Linked DNA regions of Homo sapiens: region 2 is linked to region 1. Evidence: chromatin contacts called from ENCODE Hi-C or POLR2A ChIA-PET data. All regions are on one chromosome and are shown on one strand. Each heading gives the region's core, a stretch centred on a gene start or an enhancer-like site at or near the end of the contact. The rest is flanking DNA. Distances are from core to core; before and after follow the strand shown.

Region 1 (7,197 bases), core at 2,005-4,504:
CAAATAGTAAACTGACCCTTTATAGGAAACCATATTGCCTCTGTCACAAATACTCAGCTCTGCCATTACTGCACAAAACAGCCATAGACAATATCATGTTCTTATATGTGCCTGTATTCCAATAACACTTTATTTGTTGGCATTGAAATGAGAATTTCATATAATTTTCACATGTTGTGAGATAGTATTTTTCTTCTTTTGTTGTTGTTTTGAGACAGGGTCTCGCTGTGTCGCCCAGGCTGGAGTGCAGAGGCATGATCACGGCTCACTGCAACCTCGACCCGCTGCACTTAGGTCATTCTCCCACCTCAGCCTCCCTAGCAGCTGGGATCACAGGTGTTCGCCACCACACCAGGCTAACTTTTTAAAAATTTTTTTTTAACATTTTTGCAGAGATCTGGGGTTTCACCATGTTGCCCAGCTGGTTTCGAACTCCTGGGCTCAAGTGATCCTCTCACCTCAGCCTCCCAAAGTGCTGGAGTTACAGGCATGAGCCACCATGACCGGCCCTTTTGATTTTTTTCCCATCATTTAAAGACATTAAGGCCATTTTTGTCTTATAAGCCATACAAAAACGGAGGGCTGTAGTTTGCTGACCCCTGGTCTAAAATATCACCCCTGAAACACCCAGTTATGCCTCCTGCTAGTTTTTGTTGGATACTTAATTTGTTATTTGCTCTATGCTACACCCCCACAGATCTCCCACCTCTCTGGGTTTTGGACTGTCTCCCCAGGGCCTTTGCACATGCTATTCTTGCTCCCTAAGAAATTCTTCCCTCCCATATTCACCCGGTCAGCTTCTAGTCAGCTCATTCATCACTTCCTCTGGGAACCCTCCCTGGCTTAGTAGATCAGAGCAACGCCCTGTGTTATTCTCATGATGCTGTGGACTGCTCTTTCGGAGCCCCTGTTACCATTTGTAATTATGCATTTATTCACGTGACTCTGACGAATGTCTCTCCCCTATTACATGTAAGCCCCCTGAAGTCAGCAGCAATCTGTTTTATTTACTCGTGTGTCCCTTACATTCCCATTGTGCCTGACACTTTGAAGGCACTTAAGATTTGTTAGATGAGGCTGGGTGCGGTGGCTCACGCCTGTAATCCCAGCACTTTGGAAAGCCAAGGCAAGTGGATCACTTTAGGTCAAGAGTTCAAGAGTTCAGCCTGGCCAACATGGTGAAACCCCGTCTCTACTAAAAATACAAAAAATTAGCTGGGTGTGATGGTGCACGCCTGTAATCCCAGCTACTTGGGAGGTTGAGGCAGGAGAATCACTTGAACCCCGGAGGCAGAGGTTGCAGTGAGCTGAGATGGCACCATTGCACTCCAGCCTGGGCCACAGAGCGAGACTCGGTCTCAAAACAAAACAAAAAAAGATTTATTAGATGAATAAATAATGTCCTAATGGCAGGAATTCTACCACCAGTTATAATGTGGCTAACAGCATCAAAGAACCAATTAAAAGGCAGACACATTACCTGAAAAGGAGTAAGTAGTAAGATGAGGGAGCCCAGACTTTGGGTTTTCTCGGAGCCAGTTAGGAAATAATAATATCAATGAAATGTATCGAGCTTTACTCTGTGCCAAGCACTGTTCTAGGCTCCGTATATGTATGAATTTGTACAATCCTAGGAAGTAGGTCCTGTCACTACCCCCATTTCACAGATAAGGAAGCTGAGGCTCAGAAAGCTGAGGTGACTTGCTAGGGGCCACACAGCGGACAAGGGGCAGAATTTGAACCCAGGCCTTCTGGTCCCAGAGCCCATGCCCTAGAGAAGGCTTTCTGGGGGTTCAAAAGTAAATGACACATAACTGGTCACTGTGTGGAGGGAAAAAAAAATGTGCAGTGGCCAGGATCTGTAAGTTGACAGGGGCCAGGCCTCGAAGGGTCTCAAATGCCATGCCAAAGGGTCAGGATAGCTTCTGAAGGCAGTAGGGAGCCATGGAGAATGTGAGCCAGGGGAGGATGTGTAGGGATTTGCTGCATTTCAGAAAACTCACTCCGATTGGCACAAGGGGCCTGGGTAGAAGGGGAAACTCAGGCTGCTATGACGGAGCATGAAGACCACTGAACTTAAAGACCCTGACTGAGCCTCTGTGTCGACAGGCTTCAGGGCCATACTCCTTCCCCCTAGCTCTTCTGTCTTCTGTGGCCTTCTGTCTGCAGCTCTAGGATTCAGTGATGTCCTGCTGGGCTGGGGTGGGAATTCAGGGGTGGGATACCAGGTCCCCTGAGTCCTGTCTGTTTTCCCAACGCACCCCAACTGGTGAGGCTCTGCCTTCCCCTTGGTCTGATTTCCCTGGGGCTGGGTGTCACCCACTGTTTTGCAGGTCATCTCTCTGCCATCGGGAGGCAGCATCGAGCAACCCCGTGCTGGGGCATCAGGCAAGACCAGAGCTCAAATCCAGGCTGCCCACTTCTCACGTGTAAATGTGGATAGCAGCAGTTTGTCTTACACAAGGCTGAAGTGAGGGTAAAAGAGACTGTGTGTGTAAAGTTCCTAGCTCAATGCCTGGCACAGGTTAGAGCAGGTCTTTCTCTCCTCTGCCTGGGCTGGGGTGAGTGGTCTGGGGGGACCCTCTTTGTGTCACCCAGTGGAGCACTGTGCACAGTATGGCCGCCAGCCCCTGCAGTGGGGAGAGCACGGGGTGGGGAGGTCCTCCCACACTCTCCCTCTGACCCTGCTCAGCCTCCTCAGCAACGAGAGGCAAATGGCAAGGCTGAGAACTGGCTTTGGAAAGAAGAGAAGGGCTTATAAGTCAAAGGTGGAGGTTACATAGAGGGAAGGAGGGGACCATGAGGACCCTCAGGGGTCTGAGCACTGGACTTGGAGTCCTCTAGACCAGTGCTCCAATCCCAGCTCTGCCATCCCAGCCCTGCAATCTTAGGCAACTCGCTTTGCCTCAGTTTCTTCATATATAAAATGGGGGCAAGGGGACCTGCCCTGAGGTGCTATGAGTGTGCCAGGTGCTGGATCTAAAGGGGTGCACACAGTAGATGCTAAGTAAGTGCTCCTCAGGGGTGGAGAGGAGGGAAGGGAGGCATCCAGTTACCGTAGTCCAGGCCCTTCTGGGAGATCCTGACCACGACGCCAGGGTTGACGGCCGCTGTCACGGCGGTGCCTATGGCGACCAGCACCATCAGGGACGCCCATCTCGGCGCGTTGCAAGGGCCCCTGGCCATGTTCTCTCTCATCCTCCAGAGCTGCCAAAACCTCAAGGCCTTGAGGTTGAACCAGGGAGCTATAAAAGAGTCGGCTGGGGAAATGCAAGTCAGTAGAATGTGGAAAGGAGGAAGGAACCTGGTGAGGGTGGGAAAGAGGGAGGGCCGCTGTGGTTTTCCATTGTGGTTAGGGCCCCACAGGCAGGGAGAAGTGCAGCCTGGGAGGCTCGCATGTCCATGTATGCATGCGTGTGTGTGCGCGGGCGTGCGTGTGTGTATGTGTGTGTGTAGATTGGTTCCCCTCCCTAGGCACCCCATTCCCCGCTCTGTGTCCCCACCCAAATGCCCCCATCTACAGACTCCCTTGAAGGTGGGTGGCACAGACATAAGGATTCATATTTTTCTTTCTACTTTTGATTTCTTTTGTATTTTTGATAGTAAAACATTTAAGAAAACAGATGCTTTCGTGTTTTCTTGTCCTGAGAGGCAGTAGTGGTAATGATTCAATGCTCACATTTTAGAGTCTAGTATCTTGGCTATGGTTTTAAATCTTAGCCCTGTCATTCTCTAGTGGTCCGACCTCAGGCAAGCCCTTTAACCTCTCTGAACCTCGGTTTTCTCTTCTGCAGAAGAGAAATACATAGTACTGCTCCCTCTCTGGATTGTGGAGAAGATAAAATGAGCTTAAAACCACGTAAAGCATTTAGCATACTGCCCGTGCAAAATAAATATCCAAATGCTAGCTATTAATGTTATCCTGATTTTAAAAGTAACCCATGTTTATTGGCCAAAATTTGAGAAAGAAACAAGAGAATACAAATTACATATAACTCCCTCTTCCGGAGACAAGCCAAAGTGTATTTTAGAGTATTTCTTTTCTCCCTCTTTTGTTGGTAAGCATAGGTAGAGAGTCCATGTTTGTTTGTTAACCAATATGGGATCACCTGGTCAGTTTGGTAAAGTTCCCTTTTTTCGAGAAACAATAGGTAGCAAATGTTCTTCTCCAGCATTAAATATTTCATTGCTTCCTCATCCCACAGCTTTCTTATCCAAGCTTCTGTTTTTGTACATTTTTACTCCTTCCTTTGGCAGATGTAGAACCTGAGGCTTCACCAGGGGAAGCGTTCTTCCCACGGTCACTCAGCAAGCTGCTAGCAGAGCGAGGATCAAAACACAGCCCTCCAGATGCATCCCACACCAGCCCGAATCCCTCAGCGCCTTGGGAGTTGGGGGGATGTAGACACTCCCCACCGCCAACCCAGCTTTCCAGACAGGTCCCTGTCTGCTCAGCCCCTGCCCCTCCCTCTGCAGCAGCCTCAGGCCTCGGGTGGGCAGGAACCCCACTGGGCAGCCTGCTCCGTCTCCATGGTGATGAGAGGAGGGGCGGGGCTGCAGAAGGGGCAGCCAGCTTCTCTCCCGCTGGGTCCTCATCAGCCCCCTAGTGCCCTGTCTCCCCGACTTTGGACTTTATGAAAGTCTAATGAAGTCCGCTGAGCTCGGAGGACGTGAGACCTTCTGAAGTTTTCTTCTTTTTTTCTTAAAAGTTTTTTTCTTCCTCTCTTCGTTTGGTTCTAAAAGAGTCTCCCCTCCTGCTTCCATCTGCAGCAACTAGAATTCTTCTGGCTTGCTTCAGAATGAAAGCAGTGGCCGTGTGTGAAGCATCCACTGTGTGCCAGATGCTTCATATGCATCATCTCCAAGCCAAAAAACAACCCTGAGAGAGGGATGATTCTTCCCCATTTTGTTTTATTATTATTATTATTATTATTATTATTATTATTATTGAGATGAGGTCTTACTATGTTGTCCAGGCTGGTCTTGAACTCCTGAGCTCAAGCAATCCTCCTGCCTCAGCCTCTCAAAGTGTTGGGATTAAGGCCGAGCCACACCGTGCCTGACCTCTTCACCATTTTGGAAACAAGGAAACTGAGATGCAGCGATCACATCACTGTCATGGTCATTCCTCCTTTCACGCAGAGAAGATTTTCCCTTACCTGAGGCAGGTGCCAGGAGGACTCATGACTGTAGGCCCTCACCCCAGCTCTCCCTTTTTCCAAGTGATTTGAGCCCCCAGACTCAGATGTCTGCATCTGTACCAGGAAGATTGCTCTAAGTAGCAGCCAGAACACATAGATTGATGACTTGTCACAAAAATTAGATTTTTGAAAAATTATCTTGCACATTTTTGAACACTTCCAGCTCTTAGTTGCTCGAAGTTCCTGAGTTCCCCAAGGCCCAGGTAGATGTGGTATCCGTGAGGGTGTCAGCTAGGAAAGGAACATTAAGATGAAATCACATGACAATGACCTACATTGCTATAAAATTAGAATCTTAAAACCAGCTGACGGCCGGGGGTGGTGGCTCACACCTGTAATCCCAGCACTTTGGGAAGCCAAGGCAGGTGGATCACTTGAGGCCAGGAGTTCGAGACCAGGCAGGCCAACATGGTGAAACCCTGTCTCTACTAAAAATACAAAAATTAGCCAGGCATGGTGGTGTTCACCTGTAATCCCAGCTACTCAGGAGGCCAAGGCATGAGACTCTCTTGAACCCATGAGGCAGAAGTTGCAGTGAGTCAAGATCACACCATTGCACTCAAGCCTGGATGGTAGAACAAGACTCTGTCCCCCCACAACCTCCCACCAAAAAAAAAAAAAAACCCAGCTGGCAAGTTTCTGAACAAGCAACCCCACTGGCTTCCCCGATGTCTCATGCCCAGCCACATCTAGATGAGCCACATCAGTGACTTTCCACAGTCTCCTTGTCAGCACTGCTGCTGGCCATGGGGCTGCCCCACTGCTTCAGATCTGACCCCGTATCCTGTATCAGTAACAGTGTCTTCAACCCAAGTATCAGAAACCATCAACTCACATTGCTTCAACGATAAACAAATTTATTATGGCAGAGAGGAAGTCCAGAGGGAGGAGGACAGGTTTGAGATTCTGATTGATTCAGCAACTGACCGACATCTGCAGGATCATCTTTCCATCTCTCTGCTCTCCCATCCCCGTGTCTCAGATTTGCTCTTACACTGGCTTCTTTCATGGTTGCAAGATGGCCGCAGCAGCTCCAGCCATCCCATCTAAACAGACTTTCCCCAAATATCCTTTTCCTCTTCCTCCTCCTCCTGCTTTTTGTTTTTTTCTTTTCCCTAAAATTATTATAAAATATTTCAAACCTAAGAAAAGAATAGACCACATAGGTTTATAAAACCTTAACATTCTGCCATATTTGCTTCCTAGAGTTCCTTTTAGTTCTAGGAATTTTGATACATGTATAGCTATGTGTTGTAACCAGGACCACAATCAGGATATAGAAGAATCCTGTCATCCCCCAAAACTCTTCTCCTGCTATTTCAATTTGATGCAGCTTAAATCATAGGGAAAATATATTCTTCTCAGTAGAAATTCACAGATGGGGTGGATCAAGAGTTGGTCAGTTCAAGGGCTGGATCTGTCTATTTTCCTGCTCTTCCGTCCTTAGGCTGACGACTTTTTCCAGAAGAAAGTGAATTGGGTTTAGAGCCAGGCAGTCCTGGGTTCATAGTCCCAGCCATGCTACCCTATTCTGTGAGCCTGGCCAAGTTCCTCCACCTTTCTGAAATTGGGGTTCCTCATTTAAAGATGAGGAAACAGTGCTCATCATGGCAGTTGTTCCTGAGGATGAAATGAGATAATAGGTGTGAATCGATTTGCACAGAGAAGGTGCTCAGTAAATAATCGTAAGTCAACCTTCATCACTAGCTGGCTGGAGAGCCTCAGAGCCCCCAGGAAAACAAGCCAGGGGCACTGGAAACTGAGCTCTTGGCCCTCTGGCCTCTGGGTTTGGACTGGATAGGGGCAAAGATAGAGGAATCTGTGGCTTACATTGCCTCTGTGAGCCTTCCACTCCGCCAGGGGCTTGGAGGAGAAGCAGCCACTCCCTGCCTTATGTGAGCCCCCGCAGCACAGCAAGGCTGTTAAGGGCATGGTTTGGAACCTGACAAACCTGGGCCCAGATCCCAGCTCTGCCACTTCCTCGCTCTGTGACTGT
Region 2 (6,976 bases), core at 2,384-4,883, 91 kb before region 1:
GAGGTGAGCCCCTCACAGGCCCTGGAAAGGAATTCTAGGGTTCCAGGCACATGAGGCCTGTTCTGGGAGGAGGGTGGTGGCTGTAGACGGGCATGTCCCTCTGGCATATTCCCTGTGGGATACGGTGCATCTGGAGGGAACTTGAGTGGGTTCCTCCAAAATCAAAGCCCAAGGCAGGGATCCTTCTGGCTTCAGTCTAAAGATGATACTGCTATCAAGTAGTTATTCGTGGGTATCTTTTCAGACCCCTTTACGTCAATTTTGTATATGAAAATCAGAGTTCTAATTTCAAAATAAGATTTTCTGTTAAAAAATTGATTCTCTGTTTTTCTGAAACGTGCTTTTAAAAATTATGTCTTGTGGATCTTTCCGTGTCAGCATATATAGATTCACTTTTTCTTTTTAACTGTTGCATGATATTATACAGTATAAAGATAAAAGGGAGAAAAAAATTATAAAAACATATTTAACACAATTCAATGTTAGTCTCCTTGAAATGTAACTTGATTTAAAACCGAAGTAAGCTTAAATAATACAAATTACCAAAAACTGACTCAAGAAGAAACAGAAAACCTGAACAGATTGATAACTATGGAATTAGTTGAGGAAGTCATCCAAGAGGACTTCATAGTTTCTTTCAGTAAGGTAATTCCAAAGCTCATCAAAGTTCCAGAGCATAGAGAGAAACAAGATAAACTGCCTAGTTATTTTTATGAAGCTACAAATATCCAAACCTGACAAGATAGCAGAAAGAAATTCACAGGCTAATTTCATCTATGAATATTGAAACAAAACTTTTCTATAAAAGATTAATAAATGGAATCCAGTAGTATAGTAAGAGAATAACAAATTATAGTCAGACAGTGAGAGGTTGACATGGAAAAATCAGTCATATTTCTGTAAATTAGCAATGAACAATTGCAAACTGAAATTAATAATGCAGTGCCATTTATAACAGCTCCAAAAGGTGCAGTACTTAGGTATAAATTTAACAAAACATGTACAGCATCTGTGTGCTGAAAACTATGAAGTGCTATGAAATCAAAGACCCAGATAAAAGGAGAGACAACCTGCATTCACAGATTGGATGACTCAACACAGCAAAGATGACAGTCCTCTCCAAATTTATTTATATGTTTAATATAATTCCGATCAAAGTTCCAGCAGGAGTTTTTGTAAATATAGATGAGCTGATTCTAAAGTGTACTCTTAAAGGGAAAAGAGCTAGAAATGTTAAAAGAATTTTGGAAATGAAGAATAAAGTTGGAGAAATCACACTACCTGTTTTTAAGACTTACTGTGTAATAACAACAGCAATGAAGACAGTGGTATTGGAGGAACAGACTCACAGACCCAGGGAACAGAGTAGAGAGTCCAGAAATAGATCCAGGCAAGTATGGGCAACTGATTCTTGAAAAAGTTTCAAAAGCAACTCCATGGAGAAAGAATAGTGCTCCCCCAAAATATTGGTGGCATAATTGGACATCCACAGGCCAAAAAATAAACCTTCACCCAAACTGTACACTGTATGCAAAAATTAACTCAAAATGAATCATAGATCTAAATATAAAATGCAAAACTATAAAACTTTTAGAAGAAAACACAAAAGAAAACCTAGGTCTTGGTAAAGATTTCTTAGATATTACACCAAAAGCACAAGCCATGAAAGAAAAATAATAAGTTGGACTTCATCAAAATTAAAAACTTGTAATCTGTGAACAGCCTTGTTAAGAGAATGAAATGGCAGGCCACAAACTGGGAGAAAACGTGCCAATTAATGTATCTGACAAAAGACTTGTATCTAGAATATATATATATGTATATGTACACATACACACATAACCTCTTTAGACTCAACCTTAAGATAATAAATAATCCAATGAGAAAATCTGTAAAAGACTTGATTAGGTAACTCACCAAAGATGCTCAACATCATTAGCTCTTAGGATAATGTAGATTAAAGCCACAATGAGATACCATTATTCTCCTATTAGGATGGCTAAAATAAAAAAAAAAATGTAATGCCAAATGCTGGCGAGTACACCTTTTTGTATAGCCTTGACTGTCAGAACCATAGTAATGTTTCACATGCCCAGTAAACAAATAAATCATCAAAACCAACCAGGATATGTGGGAGAAACCCCAAATGGCATATAAGCTATAGCAAATGAACCTGTGTTACAAATGACTGAGATAATCCCACTGAAGGATGTGGGGAATAAAAGAACTAAGCAACTCTGGAAGACAGCATTTTTACTGTATATTGTAAGGTCAAAGATAAAAAGAATTGCATACAAATATTGTGCTCTGTTTAGTCAATATGTGTCTATTTGGATTGAACAAAAAGGAAAGCAGATTATGGATAATTAGAGCCAGGGTTCTCACTGTTGGAAAAAAAGTTAGAAATAAGGAAGGAGCTAGAATGAATCCTGTGTGGTGTTGGATGAGAATCAGAAATATCAGTATGAACCCATGGTTTTGAACAATTATACAGATGCATAAATATAGAAATAAATATGGCTTTATGTGTATGCTTGTTAGTAATTGTCCTATGTAAAGTTTCTAGTTTTGTCCTCTCAGAAGCCCTAGAGGCAATGGCATCCCAGTAGCAGTGAGCACATCTAGACATCTAGCACCCAAATCTTGGTTTCCAAATACCATTTTTCAATAAAAGGAACTAGAGTTCCTTGGAGATTGCAAGTCTTTAGCAGGGGAAGTAAAAGATGAACCTGGCACACATACTGTTGTGCTAGAGTGAGGAAGTGCTCAGAAAATAATGGGGCCTAGTATGGTTAGCCTTTGTGTTCCCATTCAAATCTCATCTTGAATTGTAATCCCCATAATCCCCATGTGTCAAGGGAAAGACCAGGTGGAGGTAATTGAATCATGGGAGCAGTTCCCCCATGCTGTTTTCATGATAGTGAGTGAGTTCTCACAAGATCTGATGGTTTTATAAGGGGCTCTTCCCCCTTTGCGCAGCACTTCTCCTTCCTGCCGCCTTGGGAGGAGGTGCCTTGCTTCCTCCTTGCCTTCTACCATAATTGTAAGTTTCCTGAGGCTTCCCCAGCCATGCCAAACTGTGAGTCAATTAAACCTCTTTCCTTTATAAATTACCCAGTCTTGGGCAGTTCTTTATAGCAGTATGAAAACAGGCAAATACAGGGACATAGCCAAAGGATGTAGGGGCCATCCTGAAGTCATTTCTAACGACTAAAGCTGGGATAATTTGAGTAACAAAATGGATAAAGATTGGATTATAACTCTGTTCTATTTTCTCCCATAACCATTATCATCTCTTAACCTACTATCTAATTAACTTTTGTTCTCATTTATTATTGCCTGTCTCTTCCCATCCTAGAATGTAATGTTTATAAAGGTGGGAATTTTCTGGATCTGTTTTGTTTACTGATAAATCCCAAGCACAATGACAGCACTTGGCATACAGTGCTGGCTCAATAAATATTTGTGGAATGAGTGGATTTTCTCTCTCCACCTCCCAAGAGCACATAGATTGGGGAAACTGAATGTTCTAATGGAAACAAAAAGAATTTATCCAGACCATTGGGCACCAAACATCAGCAGCCACTACCATCTGATTCTCTGCTTCAGCACGTCTGAGACTCGTACAGACAGCAGGGAAAGTCCCAAGGGAGCTGAGTCTGGAACATTCCCTCCAGAAAAGGGCTTGGCAACCTGGGAGCCCATCTCCCAGGGAACATTTCTAAAGGTTTTCCTCTCAGAAGAATAGTTGGAACAGCTGCAGTTATTTTGGAAACTCAGTGAGAAGCTGACTTTTGCATGGCTAACTTAAATCTTTATTTCAGCTAAAAACCCTCCCACTCTTGAGAGGTTGACTTTAGGTGCCCCTTTATGGATATGGGAAGGGAAGCATGGATAAGGGAAAGTAAGTGTATTCGTTTTCTTGGGCTGCCATAAAAAATACCACAAGCTAGACCAGGCACAGTAGCTCATGCCTGTAATCCCAGCACTTTGGGAGGCCGAGGTAGGAGGATAGCTTGAGCTCAGGAGTTCGAGACTAGCCTGGGCAACATAGGAAGATGCTATCTCTACAAAACACCAAAAAATTAGCTGGGTGTGGTGGCACATGCCTGTAGTCCCAGCTACTCAGGAGGCTGAGATTGGAGGATACTTCAATCCAGGAGGTTGAGGTTGCAGTGAGCCGTGATTGCACCACTGCACTCCAGCCTGCTAGATGACAGAGTGAGACCCTTTCTTAACCACCTCCCCGTCCCCACAAACTGGGTTACTTAAAACAACAAAAATGGATTGTCTCCCAGTCCTGAAGGCTAGAAGTCAGAAGTCAAGGTGCCCACAGGCCATGCTCCCTTTGAGACTCTGGGTGGAATCCTTCCTTGCATCTTCCTAGCTTCCAGCAGCCTCATGCATCCCTGGAATGGCAGCTGCATCAGTCCAATCTCTGCCTCCAGCATCACATAGTTGTCTTCACATCACCTCCCCTCTGCGTGTAGCTGCATCTGTGTCCAAATTTTCCCTTTTTATAAGGACACAAGTCATATTGGATTAGAGCCCATCCTGATGATTTCATTTTAATTTGATTACCTCTATCAAGAGCCTATTCCAAATAAGATCACATTTTGAGGTCCTGGAGGTTAAAGCTTCAGCATATCTTTTTTGATTATTTATTTATTGAGATGGAGTCTTGCTCTGTCGCCCAGGCTGGAGTGCAGTGGTGTGATCTCGGCTCACTGCAACCTCCGCCTCCCAGGTTTAAGCGATTCTCGTGCCTCAGCCTCTTGAGTAGCTGGGACTACAGATGCCCGCCACCACGCCTGGCTAATTTTTATATTTTTAGAAGAGACGGGGTTTCACTATGTTGACTAGGCTGGTCTCAAACTTCTGACCTCAAGTGATCCACTTGCCTTGGCCTCCCAAAGTGCTGGGATTACAGGTATGAGCCACCCCACCTGGTCAGCATATCTTTTTTGGGGGTACCACAACTGAATCCATAGTGAGAAGTAACTACAAATATTGGACTGTTAGATTGACAGGGACTATTTCAGTTGAAACCACCGCACTCTCTACTCGTTCTCTGCAAGACCTCAACCACGTCCAGGCTCTTCAGAAATGGGAAGGTGTTAAGGAAACTCACCAAAGTGTTAAAGTGTAAAGGTCACCTCAACCTGCCAGGGCCTCCCTTCCCTTTGGCCCTTGAGCACCCTGCAAAATGGAGACCCTCAAGGTCCTCTCTTACTTCCTGCTGCCCTGGGTTTCCGCCCTCCTGGGTTAACATTCTGTGGCTCATTTACCTTCCAAGTACCTTTCAAAGCCCCAGTGGGCAGCTTAGAACCATCATCAGTGAGAACAGGGTGAGATATCCTTTGCGGGCGGCTCTGGGATCTGAACAGGAGAAATTAAAGTGAAAGGTGGGGACAGCTGAGCATGCACAGAAGCGCAGTGGCAAGATCTGGAGATAATTAACAGCTGGCTATAAATTGAAGGAGCTATATGATAAAAGCCTAGGGCAGCCCATAACTTGGGAAAAGATTGGATCACTAGGTTAAGTGACAAGAGACTTCAAATCAAATCACCAGATACGTATTAAGTGCCTGACTCAGTACTGCATTGAGCCGTGGGTGATACAAAGACATGTAATATCTGTTTCCTGCCCTCAAGGCAATTATAATCTACTTAGGGAGGTTAGACATAAAACTAGGAGAAATTAGATAGCAAAATATTTAAATAGCAGTTGAAAATACCACATGATCGGTTGCCAATTGAATTGTGGAGCTGAGTTCTGAACAAGGAGAGATTATTTGATTATTTATGGTGTTAGATAGGCACGTATTTTCTTGCTGAGGGAAAGGAAGAGTTAACTGAACAGGGCAAACTAGAAAGTCTCTGGGAGGGGAAGCAGGGGAGAACCCTGACGTCCAAGGAATGTGTTACTAATAATAATAGTTTCCATTTGTTAAGCATTTACTGATTAAGCAACTTACAAACCTTAATATACTTACATACGTTTAAGTAATTCAGTAGTCTCATGGGTTGCTATACTTTCTGTACCAATTAAAACCAACACTAGCTCGTGTTTAATGTTTAAATCCCCAAATCTCAGTGACTGACAGGTTTATTTCTGCTTTTGCAAAGCCCACATGCCACAGTTGGGGATGGGAGAAGCTCTGCTCCATACAATCATTCAGGGACCTAGACTGCTGCTGGAGGCTCTGCCATCTTCAACACATTTATCCCAAGTCACCTTGGGTGTCAATATATCGACATCCAGCTGGCTGAGGGGGGACGAGAGAGAGAGAGATTGAGAGAGAGAGAGAGAGAGAGAGAGACAGAGACAGAGACAGAGAGAGAGAAAGATGTAGTGGGGGATCATACAGGTGGTGTTTATGGATTTGTCAGAACTCAGTCACATGGGCCACAATTAATTGCAAGGGGTGCTGGGAAATGTAGTTCAACCATGTGTCCAGGTGGAAAGAGAAATGGTTCGGTGGACAGCCAGCTAGTGAGACTACTGCACATTTGTGACTTTTTTAGATGTGGAAACTTGGGCTCAGAGAGACCCACCAAGGTCACACAGTGAGTAAAGGGAAGTCATATAGGTATAGTTGATAGAGCACGAAATATGTGTGAATGTATTATCTAAAATTACAAACACACCAATAGAGAAACAAAAAATATTATGTTACATAGTATTTTGAGAGAGGAAAGGAAAATGGGGTGACAAGCTAAGTCCTCATGTACTCAGCAAATTTTTAGAAAATTGGTAAATTTAAAAAATGATGTAGGAACGTTATTTGAGATCTTGAGCTAGCCATCAAAGGAACTAAAACCAGAAACATTTCAGGAATTAAATGTGGTACCTCTGAGACCACTGCTTCTTATGATAAGCCCTTTTGCACATTTGATTTTTTAAAATGTGTGCCTTAATTGCTTTGATATACATTTGTGGCAGGTTGAACAATGGGCTCACCAAAGATGTCCA

The links. A loop is a pair of places that touch in the nucleus more often than their neighbours do. ChIA-PET counts read pairs that join two places held with the same protein, here RNA polymerase II (POLR2A). Pooled maps may share reads with other maps.
Region 2: POLR2A ChIA-PET joins it to region 1 with 11 read pairs in PC-9. The contact joins the enhancer-like site here to the promoter of BPI in region 1. A Hi-C loop is called at or near these places in 2 of 50 pooled maps. POLR2A ChIA-PET finds 5 or more read pairs at or near these places in 2 of 52 experiments (PC-9 and SK-N-SH).

Annotation. Positions count from the first base shown.
Region 1 is chr20:38,300,213-38,307,409 of GRCh38, reverse strand. BPI (bactericidal permeability increasing protein) reads right to left here and starts at 3,254. Exons shown (of 15, transcript NM_001725.3): 1 at 3,057-3,254. The coding sequence starts at 3,186.
Region 2 is chr20:38,391,960-38,398,935 of GRCh38, reverse strand. No RefSeq gene overlaps it. Among named protein-coding and RNA genes, the nearest start is that of SNORA71B, 30 kb to the left of the region's middle. Within about 2 kb of position 3,633, at least 3 of the 41 ENCODE cell types and tissues checked have a DNase peak (open chromatin) inside an H3K27ac peak, as active enhancers do.